Regions from separate parts of the Homo sapiens genome. Here region 2 is linked to region 1. Evidence: chromatin loops called from intact Hi-C (ENCODE). Cell type or tissue: IMR-90. All regions are shown on one strand.

Evidence for each region. Peaks named below come from ENCODE experiments on the same cell type or tissue, not always from the same donor. Only the 100,000 strongest peaks of a DNase experiment are listed, where the experiment ranks them.
Region 2: a loop joins it to region 1, with 1.8 times the contacts of the local background. A loop is called at or near these places in 5 of 110 quality-filtered maps.

Annotation. Positions count from the first base shown.
Region 1 is chr14:71,354,711-71,362,710 of GRCh38, reverse strand. The region is part of intron 2 of SIPA1L1 (signal induced proliferation associated 1 like 1); the gene reads right to left. Among named protein-coding and RNA genes, the nearest start is that of SIPA1L1-AS1, 37 kb to the right of the region's middle. In IMR-90, no CTCF peak of the experiment used is centred here; DNase peaks (open chromatin) are centred at 4,270 and 6,760; H3K27ac peaks cover 1,640 bases.
Region 2 is chr14:71,411,680-71,419,679 of GRCh38, reverse strand. The region is part of intron 2 of SIPA1L1 (signal induced proliferation associated 1 like 1); the gene reads right to left. Among named protein-coding and RNA genes, the nearest start is that of SNORD56B, 17 kb to the right of the region's middle. In IMR-90, no CTCF peak of the experiment used is centred here; DNase peaks (open chromatin) are centred at 4,179 and 4,839; H3K27ac peaks cover 1,738 bases.

The DNA of each region.
Region 1 (8,000 bases):
ACCTAAAGATTGAAAAGGGGGAAATAATTCATCTGAAATACATGCAAAGATTGAAAAGGGGGAAATAATTAATTTGAGATACATGTACAATGCAGATAAAAATATCAATTTGATCAAAGATGAAATTTCCGTAAATTTGTTAAAGCCAAATGGTTTCTGCAGGAAACCTGTTTTCTGTGACTCAAATCCAAAATGGAAAACGTGGGTGGTTCTTCCTGTCTCACCATTAGAGTCAGCCAATTGGCTGGTGAAGCTTTCACACAACTTCAGCTCAAACCCCAGCCTTCCATCTGCTTTAACACTGCCATACCTTAGTGGAATGAAAGAGGAATAAAGGCTTTCTCTAGCCTCAAAGGAAGTCTTTCACAGGGAACCTTTGGTTTATTCTATCTACACCATACTTGATCAAACTGCCCATTTTTTAAAACTTCAAATCCAAAAGATGTGATAAATAGTACGAGCTAAATCACAAAATAATTCAAGGGCATTAAAACTATCTCTGATTGTGGAGCTGATTTCTAAAAAAACAGCAAACTCATCTCTCAAGTACGAAACTCCAGTGGCAACACACATGCCGGCTCCTTGAACACAGCAGCATCTCTTCCCCAGCCACATGGCACTCACCATTTGCCATGACGGGCCGCCAACAGAGACCACATGTGAACTTCTAAACATGTGACTCCACCAGAATGGAGTATGAACCCAATATTTCTGTAGGGTATGTCTGCGTGTCCACCTAAAGCTACTAAATTAGCTAGTGTGACGCATTTAACTGAAAATATCACACGCAACAGTATGCCTTCAGTGAGAAAAGACCACTAGTACATGATACTAGCATGGTAAAACAATTGTGCATACACTGCTGCCCAACTGAATCTTAAATCCTTAAAGCACTGGAAAACCTGCTAGTGCAAGACAATAAAAATTCAGGCAGCTGCTTCCAATGGTGATGTAAGGACCCCACATGGCAAACTGCTCAGGGGTAGCTACTGTCCAGTTCCTAAAGATTCCAGGCCCACTTAAAAATCCTAAGGTCTCAGGAGGCTTTTTTCTCAAAAACTGCTAAAAGGCTCATACAGTTCACCCCACGTAGTAGAAAAAGGCCCTTGATAGGCCACCAGTGACTGCACAGCAAGTTCTTACGTAATGACTTATCTGGTAGTCACACAGGAAAACCCGTTGACCAGGATAAAGTGAGGGGCCCAGGTTCTCAGATAGCCATCTCAAGGGAACTGTTGTTACATGGAGCCACTGAAATGTGAAATACACACACACTATTTGTAAATGTGAATTTTAGAAAGTATATGTATGGAAGCACTAAGCATATCATGAACAAATACAGACCATAAGCTTGTAGAGCCAAAAAAGACCCAATACCCCATTACCACTGTAATACTCTTAATTTTACCAATAAAATTAAGTCAAAACCTCCTGACTGCCAGCCCAGTGCTCCTAATAGTACACCTGCTTTCTTATCAACTGTGAAAACTACATTTTGGAGTATACTAAAATTGAGTTACAACTCAGTTGCATGATCAATATCTCATTTAACCATGTGCTGCAAAAGCAAAATTTACATAAAAGATTAAGAAGTAAAAACCTTTATCATATCCCTAGTGAAGGGGGAAGGGTACAGTGAGGTTTGCTGTCTTTCTCCATACCAGTATAATTTTATCCTCAGGAAAAAAAAATATATATAAACTATATATACAAATCATCTCTCTTTTCAAAAACTGCTGCCAAAACCAGTACATCTAGGAAAAAGACACAAAATATGATGTCTTACTACCCTTACGAAGAATGGCATAAATAACAATCCTTTCTTAAGGTTTAAAATATTTTCTAAGTTTTTTTCACTGTGCTATCATTAATTTCCTCTAATGTAATTTTAGAACAGATCAAGTAGATACATTTCCTCATTTCAGTTTCTTTAAAACTTTGATTTGCTGACACTTCTTCTAAGACAATAATCAACAGTGATCTCTCATTCTGTTCATTTTCTCAACTTCCAAAAGGCAATTCCTCAAGTAAGCACATTTTTGCAAGACTAAAATAATGCACATACTTACACACATAAAAAGAGAAAGACATAAATACTTTGTATAGGATGAAATAACTGCGTGACTTTTGAAATTTTTAAGATAAAATGCAGACCTCAAAACAAGTTCGTAATTGCTCCCTGGGTTATCTCCAAAGAGAGGCTTGTACATTCGTCTCCTATTGATACTTCAGTGAAAATCTGTGACAAAAATTCATCCCAACTCTGCCGTTAACTAGCTGTGTGATAGATACTGGGCAGGTCGTGTAAGCTTTGGACTTAGGCTCATATAAAAAGTTGGCATATCTGATTTCTATAGTATTTTCTAGGTTTCTTAATATCTTCCTAAGACATTATCTATCATCTTTATTGTCACTGAATTCTAAAGGTCAAATATATCTTTAGATAATAAAAATAACCATTCATAAACTACCTTACGCCCTAGAACTCAATAGAAGACTACCATCAGCTTATCTGAAACCTTTAGAACATTATAAGCTTTATCTTCATTAAATGTTATCGCTTTGTCTCATGTTTTAGCATTTTGTAAAAAGTTTAGATTAGTAGAAATGTACTCTCACATCTAGATGACCCCGAAGCACTGTTCAACTCTCACAAGATGGGAGATCTTGATGCCTTCACTTCCTTCCTCATCCATCCTCCATCACCACAGTACCCTCATACCCTGAAACTCAACTTTTTGGGCCACAATGTTGACAACAAAAACCTTTTAAACCACTTATGTTAAAAATCAGCTACATGTCCAAGTCTGTATCTGAGAATCTCTGTATGCATTTTTATCATTTAGTACTCTCGATTTTAAGATCTAAAGAACCAGTTCCATTGATAATATCTGCATAATCTCATGACTCTTCATCTGAATCTGAGTTCCCTGTTTATTGCCAAACAAGCAAGGAGGTTCCAGAAAACTGTATACAACACAACTCATGCACTTACTTTCTTTATATACCAACTGATGATTTTGCCATCCTCAATTAAGTCAATTAAAAAAACAACCAGTAGGACTGAGAATCTGTCATTTTACCAGTAGGAATCCCAAAAAGCAGCTGCTTTTGCCAAGTTCATTCATTCAACACATTTATTATCTACTATGTGGCAGGCACTTTTTATTTTTCATCCTGGGGATATATAAACAGACAAAAGTCCCTGCCTTCATATGCTCTACTGAAGAAGATGACACACCATAAATAGAAACCATAATAGACAAATTATATGGAGGAGATGTACATATAAGGTGTATTAGTCTGTTCTCATGCTGCTAATAATGACATACCCGAGACTGGGTAATTTATAAAGAAAAAGAGGTTTAGTGGATTCACAGTTCCACATGGCTGGGGAGACCACACAATCATGGCGGAAGGTGAAGGAAGAGCAAAGTGACATCTTACATGGCGGCAGGCAAGAGAGCGTGTGCAGGGGAACTGCCCTTTATAAAACCATCAGATCTCATGAGACTTATTCACTATCATGAGAACAGCACAGGAAAAACCTGCCCCAATGATTCAGTTACCTCCCACTGGGTCCCTCCCACAATATGTGGGGAATATGAGAACCTCAATTCAAGATGAGATTTGGGTGGGTACACAACCAAACCATACCATAAGGTCAGAGGGGATACATGCTTGATATGGTTTAGATCTGTGTCCCCACCCAAATCTCAAGTTCAATTTTAATTCCCAGTGTTAGAGGTGGGGCCTGGTGCAAGGTGACTGGATTTTAGGGGTAGATCCTTCATGAATGATTTAGCACCATCCCTTTGGTGCTGTTCTCAAGTTCTCACGAGATCTGGTTATCTAAAAGTGTATAGCACCTTCCCACTCTCTCTCTTCCTCCTGCTCCAGCCATGCAAGACGTGCCTGCTTCCCTCTGCCATGACTAAAAGTTTCCTGAGGCCTCCCCAGAAGCTGTCATGCTTCCTGTACAGCCTGTGGAACCGTGAATCAATTAAATCTCTTTCTTTATAAATTACCCAGTCTCAGGTATTTATTTATACTAGTGCAAGAATTGACTAATACAGTGCTATTGCAAAGAAAAAGGACAGGCTGTTAAGAAAAAGGGATTCAGGAATGAATGGAGGGCAGGTGGGCTCAGTCTTAAACAGGACGGGGTCAGGGTAAGACTCACTACAAAGGCAGTGTCTGAGCAAAGACATGAAGGAGATGATGAAGTGAGCCAGACTGAAGTTTCCTAGTAATTCTTAACTTGTACCGACTATACACGTAATGGCAAATGCTTTAGCAAAAGAGTTATGTATGAGCAAATTTATAAACAACCCAGAGGACTAAAATAGAAGAGAGCTGTGTGTAAATCCCCTCCATTTTTGCAGCTTATTTTACCAAGTGAAACTTACAACTTCAATTAGGTATGCTTGGTGTGTTTTTACCCCAAGTGTTATTTTGAACAAAATTCTTACTTCTGTGATTCATTTTCCTCAAAATTCAAAAATAAATGTCCCACTATTCATTTGAAACATAAAAGAGCACCAGTGTTGGCCGGGCACAGTGGCTCATGCCTGTAATCCCAGCACTTTGGGAGGTCCAGGCAGGTAGATCATTTTGAGTTCAGTAGTTCAAGACCAGCCTGGGCAACATGGCAAAACCCGTCTCTACAAAAATACAAAAAATAGAGGCCAGGCACACTGGCTTATGGCCCAGTACTTTGGGAGGCCAAGGTGGACCACTCACTTGAGGTCAGGAGTTCGAGACCAACCTGGCCAATGTAACAAAACCTCGTCTCTACTAATAATACAAAAAAAAATTAGCTGGGCATGGTGGTGTGCACCTGTAATCCCAGCTACTTGGAAGGCTGAGGCACAAGAATTGCTTGAGCCCAGGAGGCAGAGGTTGCAGTGAGCCAAGATGGCACCACTGCACTGCAGCGTGGGTGACAGAGTAAAACTGTGTCTCAACAACAACAACAAAAATTAGCCGGCATTGATGGCTCATGCCTACAGTACCAACTACTTGGCAGGCTGAGGCTAGAGAATCGCTTGAGCCCAGGAAGCAGAGATTGCAGTGAGCGGAGATCATGCCACTGCGCTGCAGCCTGGGTGACAGAGTGAGACCCTGTTTCAAAAAAACAAAAGAGCACCAGTGTTATCAACCAACAACTCCACTAAGACATCCTGACTATTACGTCAGGGCTCAAATCCCAGTATGGGGAATCCAGGAGCTTTTCCCAGTGTGGAGAAACCTGTGCTTTCCTAGAGAGTTTAGTGGGAAATGAATAGGCTATGAAATCAGGCGGCCTTACCACCAACCAGTTATACAGTCTTGAGCAAATCACTTCAGCCCCTGGGCTTTGGTTTCCTCAACTATAAAAATCAGGGTGTTGGACCATGTGATTTCGAAGTTCCTTATAGGGCTAACTCTCTTTCACACACACACAAAAAAAAACTTCAGATAAATAGCCATCTATTAAAAATTATAACATTAGCCAAGCACGGTGACACACAGTCCCAGCTACTCGGGAGGCTGAAGGGGAGGATCACCTAAGCTTAAGCATAGGAGTTTGAGACTGCTGTGAGCTACGATCACGCCACTGCACTTCCCCCTAGGAGACCAGAGTAAGACCCTGTCTCTAACACATAAAATTTTTTTAAAATTATAATAATGTCATGATTTGTAATTCTGCTAACCCACCATCAGATTCATATTAATTTCATTCTTCAATATTCTTCAAATAACTAATGAATTTATACTAACTGATTCATAAGTCTCAACTCTCTCTGATCAGAAAAACAAATTCACAAGAATGGGTCTTGACTTGCAGTGGTATTCACCAAGGATTAAAAAAAAAAAACCCTGGAATTTCTCTGTCTTTGGCTTTCCTATCAACATACCCCTGCTAGCTTAAATAGAATTTTAAAGTAACACAACCATAAAATATTCTTTATATCCCTCAGTGAAATAGTATTTGTTGTTGCTGTATTTTGTAGAGACATGGTCTCACTCTGTTGCCCAGGCTGGAGTACAGTGGCACCATCATAGTTCAGTGCAGCCTTGAACTGGGCTCAAGCGATCCTCCTGCCTCAGCCTCCCTGGTAGCTAGGACAACAGGTGTGCTTTTTTTTTTTTTTTTTTTTGTAGAGACAAGGTCTTGCTATGTTGCCCAGGCTGGTCTTGAGCTCCTGGCCTTAAGTAACCCTCCTGCCACGGCCTCCCAAAGTGCTGGGATCACAGGCATGAGCCACGTGCCTGGCCCAAAAAGTACGTTTTTAAATAGTAGGTTTCCTTAAAAGTTTCACTTAAAAGCTTATATTATTGATTACTATTATACTGCTTATAATTATAATTAACATTATATTATTTTAAATTGATACTGTAATAAGTATCTGTTATTCATGGAGCCCCAAATCATCTTTGTTATGTTTTCACTACTTCCTTACTGTGTAAACCTCACTTCCCAATATAGAATTTAAAAAAAGAAAGCAAATAAGCAAATTGGGGGTATACAAGCAGACATGTTAATTAGGTTCCACCAACCAGACATACCACATGGGGCTCCTTCAGAACGGTGTTATGTAGGGAAAGTGGAAGAAGGGGGGTGAGTCTTGCTTGGGTTCCTGGTTTGCAGCACCCTGACTTTATCAGTAGCAGCAGCTCCTCAGCAGGCTTGTTCCACAGTGCAGAACTGGCAACCATTCCCAGAAACTCAGAGTACAGTCTCTTTTGTCAGCCTGCCCAATCTGCTAAACTAGCTATCACCCTTAATAAATCACTTGCTGCTTACACTACTAGAATAACTCTTAGTATCTGTAACAAAAAACCCCAACCAACACTCATAGCAAATATTCATTTCATTATTTCCACATACAAGAGCTGAGATTGAAAAGAAAACAACACACAAAACATTCCACCATACAAGCCAAGAATTCTTTGTTTCAAGCCAGGGCTTATATTCACAATCAACACTTCGAACCTTCCCTTATATGTACTTTCTCATAAATTTCATCACCTCTGCCATGCAAGGAGAAGAAAATGGTTTTTGCCTAACTAATTTTCTATCAATAAAGAGTCTGATGACAGTAACTTGGCAAGATATTTGAGAAGAGGATACAATAAACATCATTTTCTATACCAGCTCAAGTTTATGGAGAATCCTGCAGTGTTAGGTAGCACTTTCAGAACATTCCCCAACTGCAGGCAAGGTGATCTAATGCCGTATTTGAATGCCAAAATGATCAGTACTTCGTGCCAAGGCATAACTTAATTCACAAAGCAGCAGTGAACTTTTCACTGATTTCCTCCATCCCTCAGGGTAAGATAATCACGTTAAAACCACAGACACATCAGGCAACTAAAATAGGACACTATTATCTAATACTAAAAGCAGACTGGAAGCACTGAGAAGTGATTATGCATGTTAAAATTCTCTTCTTGGTATAAAGATTAAGTCCTATACAATTACTTGGCAAAGACGGAAAAAGTAATCAGCGGTTAATAATACTGGTCCTTAAAGTGGCAACAGAATCTTACAAAGGACATTTGATATCTTTGACTAATACTGTCAAACTACACAAGGTACTTTTCAGGTAATACTCAAAGGCAAAACTTTATAAAGATCGCTTACACGTTTCTGAAGGCCCTTAATGACACTGATAATGATTCAGTGCATCTCAATGCTCTGCCAAAGCACAAGTATGCATTGTCTCGGCACAGTGATTCAAGACAAGTCTCACTAATGTTAGTGACCCCCGGGCCCTGGGTCTCCAGGCACTCAGCAAGCTCTCCCTTTGTCATCGCAGTACCTCACCTTGCCTCCTGCTCCCTGAATGGCTTTTATCAAACAATTTATAGTGCACTTAGCTTTAGCACTGATGGTGGGGAGAAAGGGAATATGCAAAAGTTAAAACATAAACTATATTCTTCCCTAAGAACAAAGCAAATCAACTTGCTTAGGAAAACTTAGAGCTTGGCTACTTCAAAAACATTTTAAAATT
Region 2 (8,000 bases), 57 kb before region 1:
TAAAAATACAAAAAATTAGCCGGGCGTGGTGGCGGGCACCTGTAGTCCCAGCTACTCGGGAGGCTGAGGCAGGAGAATGGCGTGAACCCGGGAAGCGGAGCTTGCAGTGAGCCGAGATTGCGCCACTGCAGTCCGCAGTCCGGCCTGGGCGACAGAGCGAGACTCCGTCTCAAAAAAAAAAAAAAAAAAAAAAAAAAAAGAGAGATCCTCCTTGAGCCTTTCAAATTACAGGATTACAGGTGTGGGCCATCACCCCTGGCCCAAAAGCTTTCATTTCAGGCCAGAACAGCCCTGAAAGTCCCTACACAAAGACAGATATTTATCAAATGTTACCTAGTCAATTTCTCAAAACATTTACTTTTCAGTTGACTGGAAAAAAACACTGGTCGGTAGCAGACAAGGGTCAGTTACTGAATTAAGCTATAGACTTAAAAAAAAAAAAAACCCTGAAAGAAAACAAAGTCCGTTAGCTCTACAGCAACCATTCACTATTTAACCTACTGAACGCTCATCCAGAGTGCCAATCAGACCGTTTTAATTAAGGAAACTATTACAGGCAGAACTCAAGGCTAGTCATGTGCTGAGACAGCAACGGTTCAGGAAACACCCCTGCTCTGAGAGGCTGATATCAGGCGGAAGGGCTGCCCACCCATACCACTGTGTTTCCCTTATCATCTACTCACTGAAGACCTTGGCCCATTTTGTGCAGATGTGAGTAGTAATGGCCTTCAAGCCAAGGACATTCAACGCTACATTCTCCTGCTTATTAAAAATCTTTTCCAAAAAGATACAATAAAGCCCTCCCCGCAGGAGCACCAAAAGCTCCAGAACGTGGCATGCTGAACTTCCCCACATTTAAGACTTTACCCACCATATGGCCTTAATTTTCCATACATGGTTTTGGGGAAAGGCACTTAAATACTAGTGAAGACATTTACAACTTCCTCTTATATATAAAATATGCTGAGGGATTGACAAACATTAAAATGAAGTCCAGGTTTTAAAATAAAATCCCCATCACTGTTTCCTAAGCCCTTCGAGAAACATTAGCAATTCATGATCAACTGGCAAATGCAAGCTTCTCCCAAGCTTCTTCTCCAGTTCTGCCGTGTGACCTGCTGTCTCAGAAGCCAGGTCTTCAAAAATGCTCATGTCACCCAACTTTTTAAGTCAAATAGGGACAGTAGGGGGTGGGGCTGAGCTCTGCACAATTCCTACCCTGACCTCCAACTACATCCACATAGTTCATGTTCTCTCTTCTTTATTTTCTGATTCCTTCCTTTAGACTTTTGTTCAAATCCACTATTAGCAAATTTTAAATATATGAGACAGTCAAGAAAGTGGGCAACATGGTACCATTATAAAATTACAATATACTACTATAGACAATCATACCCATGCAGATCTGGGCCCAAAAAAATAATCAGGTATTAAGAAATAAGGCACACCCCTCCAAAGACAACTTAATTCAAATACCTCTTACCATTTGCTCCAGTAGAATGAGTTTAAAAGAGGTAACTATTTGGCATGGGCAGCTGCTCTCTTATGTTCTGGAGAACATAAAAATAAAAGCTGAGTGAGAATAAGTTGTTCCTACTGAAGAGAAAAAGGGTACAACAGCATTAGTAAATACGAAAGAGTCAGATCACCATTCTACTGGCTGATAAAAATGTTTGTTAGGCTAAAGGATTTCCTATCATTTTCTTCTTTAAGAACAAAGAAATGGGCTTTGGATAATAAAAACGTGTAACAAAATAATTCTGAAGTGACCTCAGGCCATGTCAAACTCAATTCAAACTAGTCACAGCCAAAGATGAAAGGAAGATTCTCTAATCATCCCCTAGCTACTATACATTTTTAGTATTTTTATACTGTATTATAGTTAGCATTTAGAAAATAAAACTGTCTAGCACTGTTGACCCTTCAACAATACGAGTTTGAACTGTGCATGTCCACTTAAAAGTGGATTTTTTCAATAACAGTTACACCAAGTGTGCCTGCCTCTCCTGCCTCCCCTTCCTCCTCCTCCACCTCTGCCACTGGAGACAGCAAGACCAATCTCTTCTTTCCCTCCTCCTCATCAGCTTACCCAATGCAAAGACAATGAGGATAAAGACCTTTATGATCCACTTCCATTAATGAATAGCAAATATATTTTCTCTTCTTTAGGATTTTCTTTTTTTTTTTTTTTTTTTTTTTTTTTTTTTTTTGAGACGGAGTCTCGCTGTCGCCCAGGCTGGAGTGCAGTGGCGCAATCTCGGCTCACTGCAGGCTCCGCCCCCTGGGGTTCACGCCATTCTCCTGCCTCAGCCTCCCGAGTAGCTGGGACTACAGGCACCCGCCACCTCGCCCGGCTAATTTTTTGTATTTTTAGTAGAGACGGGGTTTCACCGTGTTAGCCAGGATGGTCTCGATCTCCTGACCTCGTGATCCACCCGCCTCGGCCTCCCAATAGGATTTTCTTAATAACATTTTCTTCTCTCTAGCTTATGTTATTGTAACAACACAGTATATAATACATATAACATACAAAATGCATGTTATTCAACTGTTCATGTTATTGGTAAGGCTTCTGGTCAACTGTAGGCTACTAGTAGTTAAGTTCTGGAGGAGTCGAAAGTTACATGCAGGCCAGGCACGGTGGTTCATGCCTTTATTCCAAGCACTTCAGGAGGCCAACGGAGAAGGATCACTTGAGGTCAGGAGTTCCAGACCAGCCTGGGCAACACAGTGAGACCATGTTTCTATTTAATTTTAAAAACTGTATTTTAAAAGTGTGTTTAAAGGAAAAGAAAAAAGTATGCTTATTCAATTCAGTATTTATATTCTAGAATAATGCTGCTCAAAAAATAATTTAAAAAAGAATGATGGATTTAATAAGGTACACATAAAACTATATATATACAAGGTTGTGTGTGTGTGCATGCGTGTGTGTGTGTGTGTGTGTGTGTGTGTGTGTAGATTTTTCTTTCTTTTAGAGTATAGAAATTGTTTTAGATATCCCTTAAGTAGAGAAATAGCACTTAGGAAGGAAGTATACACTTAGAAGGCGAAGAGTCATGTCACCAACAGGTTGGGAGAACTGTTGAGTCATGGCCTCCTCCTGTGTTGCCTGAGGAGACCTGAGTAAGAATGGATGTATAACAGAAGAATCTCCCACCTGACCTATTAGAGATACTGTACCAGCATTACCAGATATCACTTCTATTAAAAGAAGATATTTCAGTGCCCAGAGGTTCAAGTTATCAAACGAAGCAACTCAATTCAAAAGACAAGGTGTATTAAAACCCATAAAAAAAAAACAAAAACCATTTTTAAGAAATCCTAACAAGTAACTGAAACCCAAAATGCTCTGTCTTGAGTCATGAGATCCATCAGTTCTTGATATTGTCTGGACTTGCATCTAGAGCTAGATTGTAAAATCTTTTTAGGCATGTGTTAGATTTCTGTGAAAACTTTGTTTAAACGTAAACCTCATACCACACTATCAGTTTCTGTGTTAATAAAACTATAGATTTATTATACTAAAAAAAAAAAGAACAAAATACAAGGGGTAGCTGTATGACACAGAAGCTAAACAAGTGCCTGGCCTCACGGTAGTATACAGAACTTAAGGTGCCTGCTCAAAACTGTCATGTTTAAGTTTATCAACCAAGAGTTATTATTAAAATACCATTAATACATCCGGGCATGGTGGCTCACGCCTGTAATTCTAACACTTTGGGAAGCCGAGGCAGGCCGATCATCTGAGGTCAAGAGCTCAAGACAAGCCTAGCCAACATGGCGAAACCTCATCTCTACTAAAAATACAAAAATTAGCTGGGTGTGGAGGCACACGCCTGTAATCCCAGCTACTTGGGAGGCTGAGGCGGGAGAATCGCTTGAACCTGGGAGTTAGAGGTTGCAGTGAGCCGAGATCATGCCATTGCACTCCAGTCTGGGAGACAGAGTGAGATCCCATCTCAAAAAAAAAAAAATAATTAAGACATTTGAGAACTGCACTGAAGGTGCACATTTCAATAACATATAGCTATTCTGGAGGGAAAAAAAAAGTATATCTAGAAAAACAGCTTCCAAGATTGAGGTAAAAATCACAGGGCACTCAATAATATGTACTGACTTTTCTTCCCTCTCGAAGTACCAGAGCAGAGCTACATTCACAGAGCATTCCTGCAGGCTGCTTGCTTCACCATTAAGCAATTCTTGGCAGTTCCAAAGATGTTATGTTTTCAAAGACAGTTTTTCAGTTGTGTTGCTATTATAAGCCTGGATTTTTCAAATGGCTAAAAATTACAGATATCTAAAAATCTTAGATTCCACCTCTATTAAAGAAGAATGATGCTGGGAACGGTCAAATAAATGTAACCCAGAAAAGTGCCCTAATGTACTTTAAAAACATTTTCAGAGATAATGATTCCCAAATTTCCCTTACTGAAATTCAAGGAAGGTCACAAATAGCAAGCCACTTTAAAAGCAGTGCTCCAATTACCCATCCCCTAAGCTCTGCACAAAGGTTTATGGAGGGGAGATGGTCAGATAACTTGACCATCCGTTATAGGATGCAGTCACTCCAGAAGAGCTGACTCCTTAGGAAATTTTCTTCTGACAAAGCAACAAATGAGAAAAACTCCAAGGTCTTTGTTTCAGCATCTGGCTGAGATCAAGGTTAAGTATAATGAAACCTATACAACCCCAGAATTTAACATATGACAGTATTTTTGGCCTGTATAAAATACGTCTCCCTTAATCTGCATTAAGCTGTTGTTTTTCTCAATAAAAGAATATCCTTTTGTAATTGTTTAAAATGTTTAAGAAATGAGTAAGCCAGTACAGTCACTCGAAGAGCAATAGTAATGCATATACCAGTATACGTCAGTCAAAGGGTAGATCATCTGATCATTTCTCAATTATTCAGGAAAAGCCTGGCACCCCAAACTATACACCAATGCATTAGAGTTAACAAGATTCTTAGAACATGGGTTGAAGTATAAGCTCTCACCTAATTTCAAGAAACATAGAGAAGATTTTAAATGCATTCACTATGGAGGGAAAACATAAACATGTAACAGAAAACCTTCTTAAGTAGCCAGAAAATTATCCAAACTATTTCATCTGCAAAGATGACAACAATGAATTCAGAAATCAATGACTAAAACTGCACAAGCATTTCCCATATTTTCCTTTTCCACTTCAAAAAGGGAAAAGCCAGTGGGCAGAAAATATCGGACATTTGATAAATCAAAATTCTGCTATAAAGAGCAGGGTTTTTTGTTTTTGTTTTTGTTTTTGTTTTTTTTCCCTGAGATGGAGTCTCGCCCTGTCCCCCAGGCTGGAGTGCAATGGCACAATCTCGGCTCACTGCAACCTCCACCTCCTGGGTTCTAGCAATTCTCCTGCCTCAGCCTCCCAAGTAGCTGAGATTACAGGTGTGTGCCACCACACCCAGCTAATTTTTGTATTTTTAGTAGAGACAGGGTTTCACCATGTTGGTCAGAATGTTCTCAAACTCCTGACCTCAGGTGATCCATCCACCTCAGCCTCCCGAAGTGCTGGGATTACAGGCGTGAGCCACAGCGCCTGGCCAAATAGCAGGTCTTCTAAGAATGACAGTTTGAGTGACATTTCCTCCCTGCAATGTGACTTTGGAACTAATCCACCAACTCACCTTATTCCATTTCAAAGTTAGTAGTATATCTTGCTTTTGAGTGCAACTTCAGGTAATCTCTCAAAACCTAGATTAAAATAATTATGAACTTTATTAGTAGTTATTTCCAAATTTTGAAAAACACACAACTATAACTCATAGTAAGTAAAAGGGGAAAAAAATCACCACTACTAATCAAATCACAATTATGAAATTTTATACTTTGTCTCTAAAACCTTCTTTAATTGGTAATCTCTTTATGTGCAGCTCAATACACATTTATTGGGCTTTTGTTTTTTAGACGGTGTTTTGCTCTTGTCGCCCAGGCTGGAGTACAGTGGCAAGATCTCAGCTCACTGCAACCTCCGCCTCCTGGGTTCAAGCAATTCTCCTGCCTCAGCCTCCTGAGTAGCTGGGATTACAGGTGTGCACCACCACACCGGCTAATTTTTGTGTTTTTAGCAGAGACGGGGTTTCACCATGTTGGCCAGGCTAATCTTGAACTCCTCACCTCAGGTGATCCACCCGCCTCAGCCTCCCAAAATGCTGGGATTACAGGCGTGAGCCACTGCACTATGCCCCGCCTCAACACATATTTAAATTTAAGCCAACCAACAGCCATTCCCACTTAAACAACAAATTCTTGCTTGGCTATTCATTCAGTCTGTCCACAGACTGCTACTCAAAGATCTCACCCTGGAAGCTGTATGTATAGAAGAAAAAACAACAACAACAACAAAGTGATTTTGATGAGTTGGTCCATCACATGCCTATGGGAATCACTATTCCAAAATACTAGTTCTCTACAGGGAGCAATTTTGTACCCACAGGTGACATCTTGCAACATCTGGTAACATTTTTGGTCATCACAAGTGAAGTGGGGGGTGGGCACACTATTGGCATGTAATACACAAAAACCAGGGAAGCCACTAAACATCTTACAATGCACAGGACAGTCCCCTCCAACAAAGAATTATCCTGCCTAAAGCGAAAATACTGGTGAGGTTTAGAAACCCTGTTCCGAAGAAACCAAACACTGCATATTTGGAAATTCCACAATTCTCACACTGCTCATTTCAGATCACCTACTAAGCTCCCACCATGGTTGTATTTCCTATGAATGCTAAGCTTATTGGTTAAAAGAATACCCACACACATGCCCAATAGTAATCATCTACAGCACATGTACCAATTTCTAAAATGTATTAAATAAGTCAGACACGTCCATAAGAGCTTCCAATAAATAATTTTAAACACTATTTCAAACTATGTAATTGCCAAACTCTGTTCCCAATCACATAAAATGGAAGCTAAGAAGAATAAAAATCATCAGAACTTAGTAGTTTCACTCACAGATATTCCCAATTCCTACTGAAGACAAAAGGGGAAGTTCCTCTTCCCAGCCTATCACCCCGGACATTAGGCCTCCCACCTTTTATTCAGCTAAATAAAAAAGCACTTCAAACAAGACTTACCAAGGGCCTATCATGCCCTCACACTATGATCTCATGTAATACGGTAGAACAGAGCTCGGTAAGACCCCGCAACAGGCCTTTCCTACACTACCATAACCAAATCGTACAAATATCAGAAGAAAACCGTGGGTAAAATAAACCTCTAAAGAAGGAATGTCCAATCTTTTGGCTTCCCTGGGCCACAGTGGAAGAAGAATTGTCTTAAGCCACACATAAAATACACTAACGATAGCTGATGAGCTTTAAAAAAATTGCAATAAAGTCTCATAATGTTTTAAGGAAGTTTACAAGTTTGTGTTGGGCTGCATTCAAAGCCATCCTGTGCCACATGTGGCTCGTGGGCTGCAGGATGGACAAGCTTGCTCTAAAAGATATTCTGAGAGTCAGATATCTAAGATAACAAAACTTGCTGTTTTTACACAACTGGCCTGCAGCTTGCACCCATAGAATAGGTGAAGAAATCTATAACACTCAAAATATGTACTTCGTTTTGTTAATCTTTAACTAATGAGCTACAACTAATTATATAAATAAGACATGGCTGGCAGCTGATCTGCAGTAGTAATCCACTTAGGAACATGAATAAACATGCAAATTTTAAACTCAAGCAAAAGGACAGGATTTATGAACACACTTAGAAAGATTCCATCAGAATTACTCCATTCTAACTGAACAAGATTTCCATATGTGGCAAATGGGCTTATTCTAATTAAAGTCTGACTTTGTCTTCTGAATCCTCAGTGTACACAGGAACTACCCAAATCAGGCTGAACTACAGTAACTCGAAGCAGCAAGCGGGCCAGGGGCTGTGGGTAGTGGGGCAAAGACCGGTGCTCGTACCCCAAAGCACCAGAAGGTTTGGCAGTCCAGGTAGAACCTGT